2 separate regions of the Homo sapiens genome follow, and region 1 is linked to region 2. Evidence: chromatin loops called from intact Hi-C (ENCODE). Cell type or tissue: prostate gland. All regions are shown on one strand. Links, peaks and the distances in the headings refer to the core of each region. The heading gives the core; the rest is flanking DNA.

The links. Peaks named below come from ENCODE experiments on the same cell type or tissue, not always from the same donor. Only the 100,000 strongest peaks of a DNase experiment are listed, where the experiment ranks them.
Region 1: it touches region 2 in a loop (2.2-fold over the local background); 12 of 110 quality-filtered maps call a loop at or near these places.

Annotation. Positions count from the first base shown.
Region 1 is chr1:19,857,058-19,865,057 of GRCh38, forward strand. LOC105376823 (a long non-coding RNA gene) reads right to left here. Exons shown (of 3, transcript XR_947028.3): 3 at 3,154-3,698. Among named protein-coding and RNA genes, the nearest start is that of OTUD3, 21 kb to the right of the region's middle. In prostate gland, for the core only: no CTCF peak of the experiment used is centred there; DNase peaks (open chromatin) are centred at 4,214 and 6,924; H3K27ac peaks cover 915 bases.
Region 2 is chr1:19,756,604-19,765,377 of GRCh38, forward strand. The region is part of intron 6 of TMCO4 (transmembrane and coiled-coil domains 4); the gene reads right to left. Among named protein-coding and RNA genes, the nearest start is that of TMCO4, 39 kb to the right of the region's middle. RefSeq lists an enhancer at 8,397-8,774. In prostate gland, for the core only: a CTCF peak has its summit at 5,773 (motif pointing right); DNase peaks (open chromatin) are centred at 2,641 and 5,788.

The DNA of each region.
Region 1 (8,000 bases), core at 1-8,000, 100 kb after region 2:
CACGGGTTCAAGTGATTCTCCTGCTTTAGCCTCCTGAGTAGCTGGGATTATAGACATGCTCCACCACACCTGGCTAATTTTTGTATTTTTAGCAGAGATGGGGTTTTGCCATGTTGGCCAGGCTGGTCTCGAACTCCCGACCTAAGGTGATCCGCCCACCTCGGCTTCCCAAAGTGCTGGGATTATAGGCGTGAGCCACTGCGCCTAGCCAATTGTTAAATATTTTGAATATCACACACATATACTCTATGAAACAGCTATCCCACTTCTGAGAATGTACCCTAGAGAAACTGTCTCACATACATCTGTAAGATAACCAGATAAATATAAATAACTACAATAATGAGAGATTGACCTGACACCCATCAGATGTGCACACACTTTAACCCAGAATTGTCTGGAACAAGAAGATGGAGGCTACCTAGTTGTCTACCACTGGGGAACTGTTAAGTAAAACCTGGCCTATATATTCGGTGAACTGTTTTGTAAAATCTAGAATTCATGATCCAGATTTACATATCACAGCATGAATAGATCTCAAGAAGAAAGTGTTGAGGAAAAAAGTGGAAAGAATGAGATTTATAGTGTGGTTCTATTTGTGTGAATTAAAAAAAAATCAATACCATACAGTGAAAGATTTACACATATATCAAAATAGACAAATGGAAGGTAAGTTAGATGGACTTAGGTTAAACAGAATCAGTTTGAGTATTTATGGTGGGGAAGAAGGACAGAAGTGGAAATGGAGGGTAAAGAGGAAGAGGAAAAAATAAAATAAAATAAAAAAGCAAAAGGGGGATCATTTACTCAGGTTGCCATGTTTAGCAAATAAAAATATAGGACTCCCAATTAAATCTGAATATCAGATAAAGAACAGATAGCATTTTAGTATAAGCATGTCACCATACTTAGACATATGTCTATAATATTGACAGTGGTTAAACAAGTGACTAAATTCAAATTTAACTGGGTGTCCTGGATTTTATCTGCCAGCCCTAGACTCATGACATTGGCAGTTCTCTCCTCTGCCTGGCGGAACTGTCCAGGTGGTCGTAAGAGTGATGCTCATCAGATCATACTTATTGCTAGTTTGGTCCTGCTTCCCATCATGGCAGCCCCGGATGAACCCTGGCACTGCTCACACCTCTCTGATTGGGTCCCTGGATATCAACAGGCTGTCTCCTCATCAGAAGGGCAGTATGAATCAAGGGTCTCTTGGGCCATTTACAGCAATTACCACACCCTGCCCTGTGTTAAAGCCCAGTCTTTAGGATGCCCTGGGAAATGAAGCCCATCACCTCTCAATTATGTGATACACTGAAGAGCACCTGGGAAGAAGGGTGAGAGTAGGTGAGGGGTGAAATCCCAGGCATTATTGCCAGTCTGGCTTTGGTTCAAATCCCAGCTCTGCCATTTATTAGCTCTCTGACCTTAGGCAATTTATCTCCTGAGCTTCTGTGTTTTCATCTGTAAAATGGGAGGAAAAAAAATCAATATTTCAAAAGTCTCTTGTGAGGATAATCAGAAAAAATAAGAAGAATAGAAAGTATATGTACAGGGTACAGTACAACTACTGAATATATATATATTTTTCTGTACATGCTACATATATACACATACATATATGTATACATACATACATATATACATATATATGTAGCATGTATAGAAAAAATATATATGTGGCATGTATAGAAAAAAAACCCTGGAAGGAAATCTAAAATGTTGACAGTGGTTATATAAATAGTAAATGAGAGAGATCATGTAAAGTGCTTAGTGCGTGATATTCACTCAATAACTGTTAGCATTTTCTGTTACTGTTTCTTGAGATGGGATCATGAATAATGGTTATTTTTTCTTTATACTTGTTTGTATTTCCCCCACATTTTCTAAGATGAAAGCATAATTATGTTTGAACCAACACACATTTGTAGGACAGCTACCACGTCCTGGGAACTGTGTTGGCTGCTTGGCATAGACCCTGAACAGACAAGGCTGTAGCAGGAAGTGCAGGCTGAGACGACAGGATGATGTCTTTACGGTCGCTGTTCTTGCTTCTGCTTTCTGTGTTGTAAAATCTGTAGACCTCATACAATACACGAGATAAGCAAAATAGCCCCAATGGGCTTGGTATCTTCATTTAGGCTTTCAGATTGTTCCTCCCCATCATATGCTCTCTTTCTTTCCTCTTTACTATTCTTCTCTTACAGAGCACTAGAAAGAGGCATTAAAAACCATCTAGTAGGGCTGGGCACGGTGGCTCACGCCTGTAATCCTAGCACTTTGGGAGGTCGAGGCGGGCAGATCACCTGAGGTCAGGAGTTCAAGACCAGCCTGATCAACATGGAGAAACACTGTCTGTATTAAAAATACAAAATTAGCTGGGCGTGGTGGTGTGTGCCTGTAATCCCAGCTACTTGGGAGGCTGAGGCAGGGGAATCACTTGAACCCAGAAGGCAGAGGTTGCAGTGAGCCGAGATCACGCCATTGCACTCCAGCCTGGGCAACAAGAGTGAAACTCCGTCTCAAAAAAAAAAAAAAAAAGCCATCTAGCAGGTTGAGTGCAGTGGCTCATGCCTGTAATCCCAGCACTTTGGGAGGCCAAGATGAGCAGATCACGAGGTCAAGAGATCGAGGCCATCCCAGCTAACATGGTGAAACCCCATCTTTACTGAAAATACAAAAAATTAGCCGGGCGTGGTAGGCTGTGCCTGTAGTCCCAGCTACTCGGGAGGCTGAGGCAGGAGAATCGCTTGAACCCAGGAGGCAGAGGTTGCAGTGAGCCGAGATCGTGTCACTGCACTCCAGCCTGGGTGACAAAGCAAGACTCCATCTCAAACAAAAACAAAAACAAAAACAAAAACAAAACAAAGAACAAGTTAATGTAATGATGTCACATCTGTGTTCAACTCGGTTTAGAAAACACAGGTTAGACTAAGCATGGCTTTCTTTGCCTTTTCTCTCTAATGTGGGGCTGCTACTTGTTTATTTGTGTAGTCCTTTTTGAGCATTCAACAGATACTATATTTATTGGGTTTTTTTCATGAGTCAGACTCAGCAGACAGATGGAAGGAAATTCTAAAAGTCTGGGAAAAAACATCTTTATGTGAGAAAAAATTACAATCGACAAACATCAAGTACCCTTTCTGGGAGTGTTTATATTTAGAAAGAGGTTTCATTTCTTTTTACCTGAAAAGAACAGCTGTAATAGTGGAATTTCGGCCAGTGTGACATGTCAGGAGAGGAGGTCTATTTGGGGACAGGAATACCCTCCCAAAGTCACTCAAATCATGCAATTGAGGCAGCACTTTCCTTGTCTGGGCAGAGGTCTTTCCAAAGGGTGGGTCCCAGTGGCAAGATGACTTCCAGCTTCATCTTGAGAAAAGATGGAGATGGGACCCTTGATGGGACTTGACCCTTGTGTAACTTTGCAGAAAAGAGAAGAGAGCAACAGTGGGAAGAACTTGCTCCATTCATGGCCATCTGGGTGGTGGAGCAGGTGTCTCCAGGTGTGTTCAGGTTGCCATGTCAATAAGCACGTCAGCCTGCACCTACCCTGCTGTTTCCAGAGAAACCCTCTCCTCTTCCTGGTGTCCTTTGCTCTGGGATTCAGCTTCCTCTACCATGACTATGAGTGAGCACAGATCCCACAGAAATCCTCTGCCCTTGACCCGTTCTCTTAGTGTTTAGAAGCACATCTGTAGGTGGGAAGGAAAGACAGTGGGAAGGAATGTCAGATGAATGACTTCAAAATGTCAACCCAAAGGCCTGTTGCTTCCTAAGTAGGTGGCCATGGCAAATGCTTTACCTTCCCAGGCTTCAGTTTCTTAAATCTGAAAGTGAGGATAACGATAGAATCTTCAGAGGGTTGTGGGAGGATTAAATGAAATCACACATGAAAATGCTTTAGCACAGTGGTAAATGCTTAATTAATAGTAGCTTGGATCATTATTCATGCCCCGAAAATTCAGGATATAAGACCAATTGATTCTTAGGGAGGCTCGTGGACCTGGCATGCACCTGTCTCCCACCACTGGCTCCCTGGGAGGCCCACAGTCTACTTTGCATATTTCCTAGCAGAGAAGAGAAGTGGCTTTATCTGTGGGGTAAAGTCCCCCACTCCAGGAAGGAATTCAGGGGGTGGAACAGAATGGGTGTTGGATTCTGATCTCTGTGGATGACTCACCTGCTTTGGCTTGGAACTTGCCTTTGCAAAATGGGGATAATAAAGCATTTCCCCCTTCACTGCCCCTCCCTTGTCTCCCAATTTATGAGTCTGGCAGGAACTGATTAGCTTGTAAACTGTTCTGGTCTCCCTTGGAGAAAAACATCTGATGGAGGCGGTGAGGATGGTTACAGTTTTCAGAATTGAAGATTTCAAAGCAATGCTTCCCAATACGTGGAAGTGAAGACTTTGTTACATCTGGACTCAGGCAAGTGTAGGGTACAAATAGTATAGTATTACCTGGGAAGGTCAATCTTGGAGAACCAATGGTCCTAGGGTTAGTATTTGTGCCTGAAGCTATGTGGTAGGATAAATGATTTTCAGACCCTTGGCAACAAGGAACTTTTATTCAAAACTTTGTGGTTAGGGCACAGGCTCTGAGTTGGACTCTCAGGTTTGAATTCTAGCTCAACTGTTGCTAGCTGTGTGACCTTGCACCAGTTTGCTAATCTTTCTGAGCCTCAGTTTCCTCATATGTAAAATAGAAGTAATGACAATACCTAACTCATAGGATTGTTTTCAGTATTAAATGAGTTTTAAAAATCTAAAGCTTGAACAGAGTGTTTGACACAGCCAAAGGCTTGGTAAGTAAGTATTAGCTTTTATCCATCTATACATCAGCTTATCCATGTATATCATCATGATGTGGACTGAGCAGTGCTGTGTAGAAGTAAGAATCTGGTATTTGAAACAGTTACACCCTGAGTTCCAATCCTGCCTGACCACTCAGAAGTTTTGTGACCTCTGGGCCTTTGCACATACTGTCCCTCAGTTTCTGTATCTAATGGCTGAAAGATGATGATACCTAAATAAGCTGTATAAAATACAAAAACATCTTTAAAGTGTCAAAGAGCTAACAAGACACTGAGGAAGACTGGCTGAGATCTGGGAAAAGACAGGATCTCAGAGAGGTGAGCCCAATACTCCAGGCTGCTTTTGTCCAGGAACGTTGGCTGATGTTGAATAGGCACTAAATGATTGAGCTGTAATTTTGTCAGCCTGTAGAGATCTGCTTGAACTCTAGCTTGAACTGTGGCTAGTCTTTGAGTCATCAGGGTGGCCCAGAAAATCTCAATGTTTTGAATTTGATTAAATCATCTAAGACAGTCAGTAGCCTCAGGTGTTTGACAGAAGCTAATGACAATCCCCTTTGGAAGAACAGAACATCATCCTTGGCCTCAAATCAATAATTATGTTTTAAAATACAGTATCCAATAAGCAAGAAAGATATCTAGGCACATGAAGAGACAAGACATTGCCTTGTCACGCCTGTAATCCCAGCACTTTGGGAGGCCAAGGCGGACAGATCACAAGGTCAGAAGTTCAAGACCAGCCTGACCAACATGGTGAAACCCCGTCTTTACTAAAAATACAAAAATTAGCCCGGCGTGGTAGCGCATGCCTGTAATCCCAGCTACTGGGGAGGCTGAGGCTGGCAGATCACCTGAGGTCAGGAGTTTGAGACCAGCCTGACCAACATAGTAAAACCCCATCTTTACTAAAAATACAAAAATTAGCCAGGTGTGGTAGCACATGGATGTAATCCCAGCACTTTGGGAGGCTGAGGTGGGCGGATCACTTGAGGTCAGGGGTTTGAGACCAGCCTGGTCAACATGGTAAAATCCCATCTTTACTAAAAATAAAAAAAATTAGCCAGGGCTGGTGGCACGTGCCTGTATTCCCAGCTACTGAGGAGGCTAAGGCAGGAGAATTGCTTGAACCCAGGAGGTGGAGGTTGCAGTGAGCCAAGATCATGCGATTGCACTCCAGCCTGGGCAACAGAGCAAGACTTCATCTCAGAAAAAAGACGAGACACCATGAACAAGAGTCAAGAAAAACAACAGACAGCAGAAACAGATCCATAGGAACTACTGTTGATGGAATTAACAGAGACCAATCAGAAAACAACCATGCTTACTACATTCAAGGAGATACAAGTTGGAAGATGTTGTCAGAAAACAGGAAAGTGATAAAAAGTGATAGCATATTTGAAAAAGAACCAATAGAAATTCCATAACTGAAAAATATAAGAACCAAAACTAAGAATGCAATGGATGGTTTTAGTGTTAGATTAGACGCAGCTAAAGAAAAAATAGCAACGAACTGTAAAGGTCAAAACAGGTCAAAAGACAATCTTTTAAGATACAGTATGGGGAATTAAAAAGGCAGGAAATATAGAAGAAGTAAATGACATGAAATGTCTAACTTAATAATTGGAGTCTCAGAAGGAAAAAGACAAGGGAGCACAGGTTATGTTTGAAGATAATGACGAAAAAAGGTGCCAGAGGCCGGATGCAGTGGCTCACGCCTGTAATCCCAGCACTTTGGGAGGCTGAGGTGGGCGGATCACCTGAGGTCAAGAGTTCGAGACCAGCCTGGCCAACATGGAGAAATCCCATCTCTACTAAAAATACAAAATTAGCTGGGTGTGGTGGCGCATGCCTGTAATCCCAGCTACTCGGGAAGCTGAGGCATGAGAATCGATTGAACCCGGGAGGTGGAGGTTTTGGTGAGCTGAGATCGCACCATTGCACTCCAGACTGGGCAACAAGAGCGAAACTCCGTCTCAAAAAAAAAAAAAAAAGGTGCCAGAATGAGAATACATTTCTTCAGACACAAGAAGCCCAACAATTCCCTTTTGTTTAAAGAAGCCCAAGAATAAACAGGAAGAAATCCACACCTAATGATGAAACTGCCCCAGTGATTCCTATTCTTGGAACATTCTTTCGCAATGACCATTCTAGCTAAATCTTATCCAAGGGCACATCTTATCTTACAACTAACGTAAACTAAAATACTTCATGTTTCTCCTCCTCTCCCCAGTTCTGAGTTAGGTGGACCCTCCTCTTTATTCCCAAAACATCCTAGGCTTACTTGGATTTTCTAGCAAATCATAGTTGACATTGCCTCTTTTTTTTTTTTCCCCCGAGACGTAGTCTTTCTCTGTTGCCCAGGCTGGAGTGCAGTGGCGTGATCTTGGCTCACTGCAACCTCTGCCTCCCGGGTTCAAGCAATTCTCCTGCCTCAGGCTACCGAGTAGGTGGGATTACAGGCGCACGACACCATGCCTGGCTGATTTTTGTATTTTTAGTAGAGACGGAGTTTCACCATGTTGGCCAGCTTGGTCTTGAACTCCTGACCTCGTGATCCGCCCTTGTCGGCCTCCCAAAGGGCTGGGATTATCGGCATGAGCCACCGCGCCTGGCCCAACATTGCCTCTTTATCTTAACTCTTAACACCAGACTGTGAGCTCTAGGAGGGTAGGGAATATGTCTTTGTTGTGGTTCCCCAGCATCTCAGCACAGAGCCTGGCACACAGAAAAGTACTGGAAAATGTTTGTCCAAGAATTAAAGTTATCTAAATTCTTTGAGCCTCAATTTTCTCATCCACAAAATGGGGACAATAATACCAATCTCATGCATTCTCTACATGATTGTGAGAATTAAATCAGATGAAACTGGTGTACCAGACATTTCTTGACACAGTAATGCTATATAGTTGAACTCCCTAAGCCTCTGTTTTTTTATTTGTCAAATGGAGACAATAATACCCACTGGGTCATTTTTATTATGGGCCGAGACAAGATATCAAGCATGTCATAGTTGACAGTGAGGGTTAAATGAACTAAAAGGATGCCCATTTGTTGAATTCCTATGATGTGTCATTGGCTGTGTTAGGAGATTTATATTCATTATCTCATTTTCAAGTAGATGAAAACATGAAGCATATGGTTCTTTTCTTCACTCTTAGATGCCTGAGAACTAAAAGTCTTAC
Region 2 (8,774 bases), core at 775-8,774:
ATCCAGCCGAAAACCAAGGGGCCATAAAAAGTGATTCCTAAGAAAAGTATGTAATAACTTTCAAAAATAAGTTCTTACCCAGAAGAATTTATGGCTAAGATAATTTATGGCTAAGTGGTGGTGCGTGCCTATAATCCCAGCTACTTTGGAAGCTGATGGGGGAGGATCACTTGAGCGCAGGAGCTCGAGATCAGCCTGGGCAACATAGCAAGATCTCATCTCAGTAATTGAAAAAAAGGAATAAAAAAGACACAGTTCTGTTTGCATATTATAAATAAAGAAAAAAGGGAAAATAAATGCTTATATAATGAAACAAAATTTTTAATGCATAGAAGAGTGACTTGATAATACGTCATGGGGTCCCAACTAAGAAACAAAACAAAAAACAAATACCACACAGGAAAAAAAAGTGAAGGAGGTCGGGCGCCTGTAATCCCAGCACTTTGGGACACTGAGGTGGGCAGATCACTTGAAGCCAGGAGTTCGAGACCAGCCTGGCCAACATGGTGAAACTCCATCTCTACTAAAAATACAAAAATTAGCCAGGCGTGGTGGCGGGGGGGGGCGCCTGTAATTTCCAGCAACTTGGGAGGCTGAGGCATGAGCCACTGCACCTGGCTGACAATTCAAATTTAGCATCTTACGGTTCTGAAGGCCGGATATTCTAAAATCACAGTGTTAGCAAGGAGAGAATCTGTTTTCTTGCTTTTCCCAGCCTGCTTTCCTTGGCTTGTGGCCCCTCCCTCCAGTCACTCCAGCCTCTGCTCCCATGGTCACATGTCCTGCTCTGACTTAGATCCTCATGTCTCCCTTTTATGAAGACCTTGTGATTGCATTAGGCCTATCTGGAAAGCCCAGGATAGCTTCCCCATCCCAAGATTCTTAATGTAATCACACCTGCAAAGTCCCTTTTGCCATGTAGGGTAACATATTCACAGTTGCCAGGGATTAGGATGTGAACATCTTTGGGGGCCATTATTCCATCACTTAACCCTTGACCTGGCTCAACCATCACCTCCTCTCTGAACCCTCTCTGCATCACTCCTTCCTTTGGGGGTCTGTGATCGCTTACACAGACCTCTCTCTCAGTATCTTCCCCATTTGATTGTACTCATCATATCTTACTAGACTGTAAGCTTAGTCATCTGTTTTTCCAACTGCTGTACCTACCTGGGGTGTGACAATAAGAACTCAAAAAATGTTTATGCAGTGAATGAACCAATGAATAAACTCTTCCGAATTTTAGGTCAAATTCTTTGTGACTCAAGTACTATGACATGCTTCCAAATTGAATGTTTTTGACAGAGAAAATCACAAGGACCTGGCATTCAGCTACTCCGCACTCACCTTCCCTGTGTGCCCTGGCCCTGTGAAGACACAAGTTGTCTAAAACGCTAATTCCCCAGTCCAGCTGCCTATTAGCATGACCTGAGAAGCTTGCCAAAAATAGGGTTTCCTGAGTTCTGGTATAGGGGACCCTCCTTTCCCTGGCCTCATGTTTCCATGTGAGGGACCATTTACCATGACACAGTCCCTGAAGTCTTGAAGTTTGAGGTTTCGGCTTCTGCAAAAGAAATCAGTTCCTTCCTTGACCCAGGGTCCCCAGAGTGAAACAGGGTCTCTTGGGGCTGCCCTGCTGTCTCCCAGGATGAGGAGCTGTCTACGTGCTGGGGACAGACACCACATGCTGTGGCTTGGGGTTATTAGATTCAGTAAACTTCCATGGAAAAAAGGAGCTCCTTCCTTCCCCCATAGGAGCAAAGACTACTGTGCCCACGTGATAATCGGGTTGTAGAAATCAAGCTTTGGCCATGATGATTAATTGGTGGCAATGATAATTAGTTGCTAATACATACTCCACTGGTCAAGGCTGCAGTGATTCACCTTCCAGCATGCAGGCTGCTGGGTGCATGTGTGATTAACATTCCTGTGGTAATCTCAGGCACGGGGCTTTTGTATCTTAGCCTTGTGTATAGGTCATTTCAAGGACTTGGTGGCAGGGATGCTGGTCTTGGAGCCAGGGTTCGTAGTTTAAGGCATGTTCCTTCTGGAAGCTCTAGGAGCAAATCTCCTCGTCTAGAAGGCAGTAGGGAGGGGCAGAGTCCTGGGCTACCCAGGATATTGGCATTCTCTGGCCCAGGCTCTACTGCCAACTTGCCAGGGGCCAACTTGCTCCTTGAGAGCCTGTCCCAATGAAAGGTGCCCCACAGGCCAGGCGTGGTGGCTCATGCCTGTGCCTGTAATTCCAGCACTTTGGGAGGCCGAGGTGGGCCAATCACTTGAGGTCAGGAGTTCAAGACCAGCATGGCCAACATGGTGAAACCCCTTCTCTACTACAAAATACAAAAATTAGCCAGGTATGGTGGCACACGTTTGTAATCCCAGCTACTCGGGAGGCTAAGGCAGGAGAATTGCTTGAACCTGGGAGGCAGAGGTTGTAGTGAGCCAAGATCATGCCACTGCACTCCAGCCTGGGCAACAGAGAGAGACTCGGTCTCAAAAAAAAAAAAAAAAAAAAAAAAAAAAGTGCTCCATCCACCCTGGGGCTCAGACCACAAGCCTGGGCATTGCTCTTAGTTCTTGTTTCCCTGTCCCGACATGTAACCCAACAGCTGATGCTGACAGCTGCACCTGCAAAACATATCCTGGGTTTGACCACTTCACTCCTTCTCCACTGCCACCGCCACAGCCACAGCCCTCGCTCTCCAACCACCAGCCGCCTCACTGCTCTCATCTTTCACTCTTGCCTCTGCACTCCATTTGCCAAACAGCAGCCACTGAGCTTCTTTAAAATCATCAATCCGGTCATGTTCTCTCCCTGGCTTAGAGCTCTCTGACAGCTCCCCAGTGCACTTAGAATAAAGTCCACATTTCTTTCCATGGTCTGCAAGACTGCACATTATCCAGCCCCTTCCTGCCATCCTCTCCGACCTCACCTTCTACCCGGCCCTGCTTCAGGCACCAGCAGCTCAAGAAGCCAAGCTCACGGCTGCCTCGGGGCCTTTGCACTCGCTGTTCTTGATATCTGGGAAGTTCCTGCCCCAGATCTCTGCTCAGCTGCCCTTTCCCATCAGTCAGGTCTCCACTTAAATATCACTTCCTTAGAGAAGCCAGCGGCTCCTGAATCAGAACAGCTCAGCCCCCAGTCACCCCATCTCCATTACCCCATTTCCCTGTATAGGTTTATTGTCTGGCTTTCCCCATTGGAATGTCTGTCCCACAAGGGCAGCGACATTTACTTTGTTCCTTGCTGTTCTCCCAGTGCTTGGGACAATGCCTGGCAGTTAGTAGGTGCATAGTTAAGATGTGTTGAGTCATGAGCTGACCAAAGTTCTCTCTTGCCTGCCAGGGTTCTGTGCTGTGGCCACCTGCCCCAAGCAGCACAAAAGACCTTTCTCTGCCTCCCACCTCCACTGAGACTCCCTCTCCCTCTCTAGTACCCTCCAAGTCCTGCTCCCCCAGGGGACTAGGGGAGAGTGGATTAATGGGTTAAGGCCTCTCTCCTCCTCTCAGTGGGGTCTTCTCTTACAGTGGTGAATTATTCTTAAATGTCATATAGTCTTTTTTTTTTCTTTTTTAAGAGATGGGGATCTTGCTATGTTGCCCAGGCTGGTCTCAAACTCCTAGCCTCAAGCAATCCTCCCACCTTGGCCTCCCAAGTAGCTGGGACTACAGGCACATGCCACAAATATCAGAGGCTTGACTATGCCTGGAACACTCAGTTCCTTCCTCAAATGTCACCTTCTTGGAGAAGCCCTCCCTGACCCAGTCCACTCCTTCCTAGTCTCTTACCATGAGTTATTTCTCCGTATCTTTTTCTTTTCTTTTCTTTTTGAGACAGGGTCTCACTGTCACCCAGGATGGAGTGCAGTGGTATGATCTTGGCTCACTGCAGCCTCAACCTCCTGGGCTCAAGTGAGCCCTCACCTCAGCCTCCTGAGCAGTTGGGACTACAGGCATGTGCTTCCATGCTCTGATAATATATATATATCTCCAGCAATCCACACACCTTTGCCTCCCAAAGTACGTGGTGGGATTAAAGGCATGAGCCACTGTGACCAGCCATTTCTTCTTATCACCATTTAAAACAACTATATATATATTTTATTTGCCTACTTGTTTATTTTGTCTCCTCTTCTTCTAGAATATAAAATTTAAGCTCCAAATCCACTGTGCATCCCTAGTACCTCGGCCCATGCCAAAAACAAAGCAGAGGTTTAATAATCTTTGTACGTAAGAGGAATGGAATATTTGTAGAAATGAATGAATGACTGAGTGGCTGGAACTCTGTTGGGAGAGATCCAAATGCAGGGGACAGTTCTGCTGGATGAGATGTATATCCCCTTTCGGCAGAAACATCCTATGACCAATAATCCTATTAATCTGGAAGCTTCATTTATCACCTACTCATCTAGATCAGATTCTGCACTACACTCTCTGCACGTATTGGCTTATTGAATCCTTATGACCCTCTGAAGTGGCGGGTACTATAGAAACTCCATCTTCTCAAAGAGGAAAGTGAGGTGCAGAGAGCTTAGGCCAGTGGCCAGGTTCACCTGGACAGCGAGTAGTAAAGTGGCAGCCTGGGTGCAGATGCTGTGCACCTGACCGCCACCCATTCCCCGCACCATGAAGTGGGAAGGAGGGCCACGAGCTAGCAGAACACTGTCTTCCAGCCACACACCTCTCCCCGAAGCCCGCCCATGCTTCCAGCCTGCACCCCTTCCTCACGGCCTCCTTCTAAATCAGCCCATGATCAATGGGTGCTGCAACATCCCCCCATTGCTCCTGATAGATGTGCAGATTCCAGTCCAGTGCCCAGGCCCAGACTTTTGGATCCTGCCGGAAGGACCAAAGGAGCTGGTATCCAGAGGTCCTTTCCAGCTCAGAGATCTGAGGGTCAGCCTCAGGGTACCTGTTCCTCCTCACAAGGAGAGACCTTTAAAGCCCAAGGTCAAATGAACTTGAAACAGCCCAACAGCAACAGGGTCATGTGGAGACTTGACAGTCACAGCGGGACAGTGGTTCTTAGAGTTTAGGGAACATCAAGGTCCCAGAGAGCTTGTGGAATTACAGCTTCCTCGGTCCCACATGCAGGAGATCTGGGGTAGGGCTTAGGAATCTGTACTTTTAACAACACTCCCCACTCCCAGTGATTCTGAAACAGATGATTCCTACCCCAGGAAACAGAGCAGTGGGCTCCCCTCTTGCAAATGAGCTCCTCCCAGTCTGAGATAGTCTGGATGTGCTCATGCCTGGAGGCAGAGCGTGATGCTCCTCCTGCCACCTCTGCAGGGAAGGGAACCCGGCATCCCTGGCCTGCTCCTAAGCAGCAGGCATCATGGCAGGAGCTTGCATTTGTGATTGCTGATCCTCCCAATGGTCCTAGGAGGTTGTCACTATGATGCCGCATTTTGCAAATGAAGAAAGAACAGGTGCAGAGTGGATAAGAAACTTTCTCAAAGCCACACAGGTCAGAGAGTGCTGGAGCTTGGATTATAATCCAAATTATGTGATGCCAACATTTCTGCTCATTCCACTATGAGTGCCTTTTAAAGGCAAATGCCTTACTCTTGAGTGAGTTTGGTGTCCTAGGACAATCTCGTTTGGCCAGCTGTGAATCCTATATTTTATGCACATGGGGTATACATACAATCTCAGGGGCAGCCCTAGATCATGGGCCACAGGCACACCTAAAAGTTACGTATCACGGGATAACAGTTCTTTGGAAAGATGGGGGATTGGGGAGGGTGACCGAGGGATCTCGGCTCTGCCACCAGAGGGCAGAAGTGTGCCAGACACCCAGAACTGCGGGATTAGCCCTGGTGCCCACCCCAGACACACAACCACATACTGTGGGAGCCCCTGGAGCCAACTGGTCCCCCTGCTTCAACAAGAGCAAGGGGCATGTCCAGAGCCAGGCTGTGTGTTCATGATGGGACTCCTTCGCCCACCAGCATTTCTCAATACAGAAGCAGCTGCGTTTCGTACTTCATTATCGAACACTCTTATGCATCAAAGAATAGCAGCACCCTGGGAACTTGGCCCTAAATGCCAGTTGCACCCACACAGGTTGTGATAACAATCCTGACTCTCCCCACATTTCCAAATCCCCCAAATCAGGAGCGGGGGGCAGGACAGCCTCCTGTTGTAAGGCACTGAAACAGCCTGTTCCCAGTAATGGCTCCATCTCTGAGCATGGAGGTAGGGATGGTGGGTCGGGGCTGACCTCGTACCTGCTGGGAGAGCCCACACCTTTGGGAAGAGATCATGGTCAATCCCCGCCCTTTGGGGGCTGCCCTCCAGACCAAAGCGAAGGAACCCAGAGGCAGAAACTTCAGCCTTTGTCAAACAGACCTGGGTTTAAATCTTGATCTAAGTTCCTACTAGCTGAATGGGTTCAGTAAGTCTCTTAACCTCTCTGAGCCTCAGTTTCTTCATCTGCAAAAGGGGAATAAGAATATCTTTTTCTTTTTTTCTTTTTTTTTTTGAGATGGAGTTTCACTCTGTCACCCAGGCTGGAGTGCAGTGGCACGATCTTGGCTCACTGTAATCTCCGTCTCCAGGGTTCAAGCGATTCTTGTTCCTCAGCCTCCCGGGTAGCTGGGATCACAGGTACCCACCACCATGCCTGGTAACTTTTTGTATTTTTAGTACTGATGGGGTTTCACCATGTTGCCCAGGCTGGTCTCGAACTCCTGACCTCAAGTGATCTGCCTGCCTCGGCCTCCCAAGTGCTGGGATTGTTACAGGCGTGAGCCACCACGCCGGGCCAAGAATATCTTTTTGATCTGGCTTTTGTTGAGGGACAATAAGAGGATGGATGTGGTGAGCTTGGCTGGCACCTGGGACACAGTAAGTGCCCGATACAGGGTGGCTGATATTACTTCATGGGAAATTGTCATGTTTCCTCCTTCCTGTACCTGTTAAGAAGCCACTCTCTGAGCCAGGGTGCCAGGGTGAGGCTGTGGGCTGCCTGCTGCTGTGCCAGGGCAGGGGCCCTTTGTCTCTCTTCTCCCTGGGTCTGAGGACACACCTCACAGGTCACATTCATATAACTGCTAACCTCACCCACCACCCTACTATCCCTTGATTCACCAACTTTTCTAATTACATACTTTTTCTAGAATATTTATTACGTAGCCCCATTTTTACCCTAAATGAATTATTTCCCATATAAAGAAGAAACTACACAGTATTCCAGTACCATACACCCTGTCCATTGCTGAGCACTGGGTTGAAGCCCCGTTGTGTGCCCAGGGTCCCGATTTTGAGAGGCTGAGCCTGGCTGCAGAGCCCTCACAGGGCAGTCTAACTCAGGACATCTTGGGGATGATTCTTGCCTTTTGTCCTCATGGCTTAGGACGATTAAGGGCATTAAGGCAGTGACAAGCTTACTTCAAGACCAGTGGTCTTGGAGCAGAGGGGAGAGAGGAGGGGTTGCTTCTGAGACCCTCCCATCTCCACCTTCTTGGATGTAGGATCAGTAAGAGAAGCAGCTCCTTTGGTTCCTGCCGCATGGGCACCCGCCCTTCATTCAGGCCTCATCCAACCCTCTTAAAGTCAGCTTCAGGGGTGAAGTCTCCACTTATCTCCATGTGGGAGGTGGAACAGCAGGTAAGAGGTGGACTCAGGAGCCCCGGGGCCTGTCTGGAATCCTAACTTCTCACTTTCCAGCTTGGGCAGGCATTTCATTCTCTGCGCTGCAGTTTCCTCTGCTGTAAAATGGGAACAGTAACAGCATCTACCTCCAAGGGTCATTGTGGGGTTTCAACGAATTGGTTCCTATAAAGAAAGCACTTAGCTCAGAGCCAGGCATACAGTAGGCACTCAACGAGCATGTGCTATTAGAGTTACTCTCAGTGCCTCACACGGGGCCGGGCATACACAGCAGGTGTCAGTTCTTATTTGCGGAATAGATGGACCAGGCTGTTTGGATACGGATTATAAACTGTATGAGTCTCAAGGATGTTGGGCTGGGCGTGGTGGTGGCTCACGCCTGTAATCCCAGCACTTTGGGAGGCCGAGGCAGGCAGGTCAGGAGTTCGAGACCAGCCTGACCAACATGGAGAAACCCTGTCTCTACTAAAAATACACAAAAATTAGCCAGGCGTGGTGGCACATGCCTGTAATCCCGGCTAGTCGGGAGGCTGAGGCAGGAGAATTGCTTGAACCCGGGAGGTGGAGGTTGCAGTGAGCCAAGATTGCGCCATTGCACTCAAGAGTGAAACTCTGTCTCAAAAAAAAAAAAAAAAAAAAAAAAAAGGATGTTGATGGAGAACCCAGCAGCCAGGTGACAATATTTGCATTTTACCACAACCTAAGACTAACACCTCAAGTCTTTCTGATTCATCAGGGAGGCAGGGTTTGCAATCCAGTAATAAATACCAGGCCAGAAAGCAGAGCCACGTCTGCGGTAGAGAGTGCCGTGGCTCAAGTGTGTGTGCCTCCTGCAGTTCCAGGGCCTAGAGGTGATCCTCCCTTTGGATTCAGAGATCAGAGGGCAAAAATCATGACGCAGTTTAAGTCTCCCAGGGACCAATACAGAGTTCACGGTGAGATTCACTTGGCCTTAAATGGAGTTTTGAAACTTACTTTGAAATGTAATCCTGGGCTACTCACTTAACCTGCAGAACCTTCATTTTCTCCCCTGTAAGAGCAGGTTAACAGTACCAGTCTCAGCAGCAGATCTGATGATCATCTACTCTGCAATAACTCAGAATCTATGTAAGCGGCCTAGAAGAGCAACTAGAAGAACTTAGGAAGATTACCAA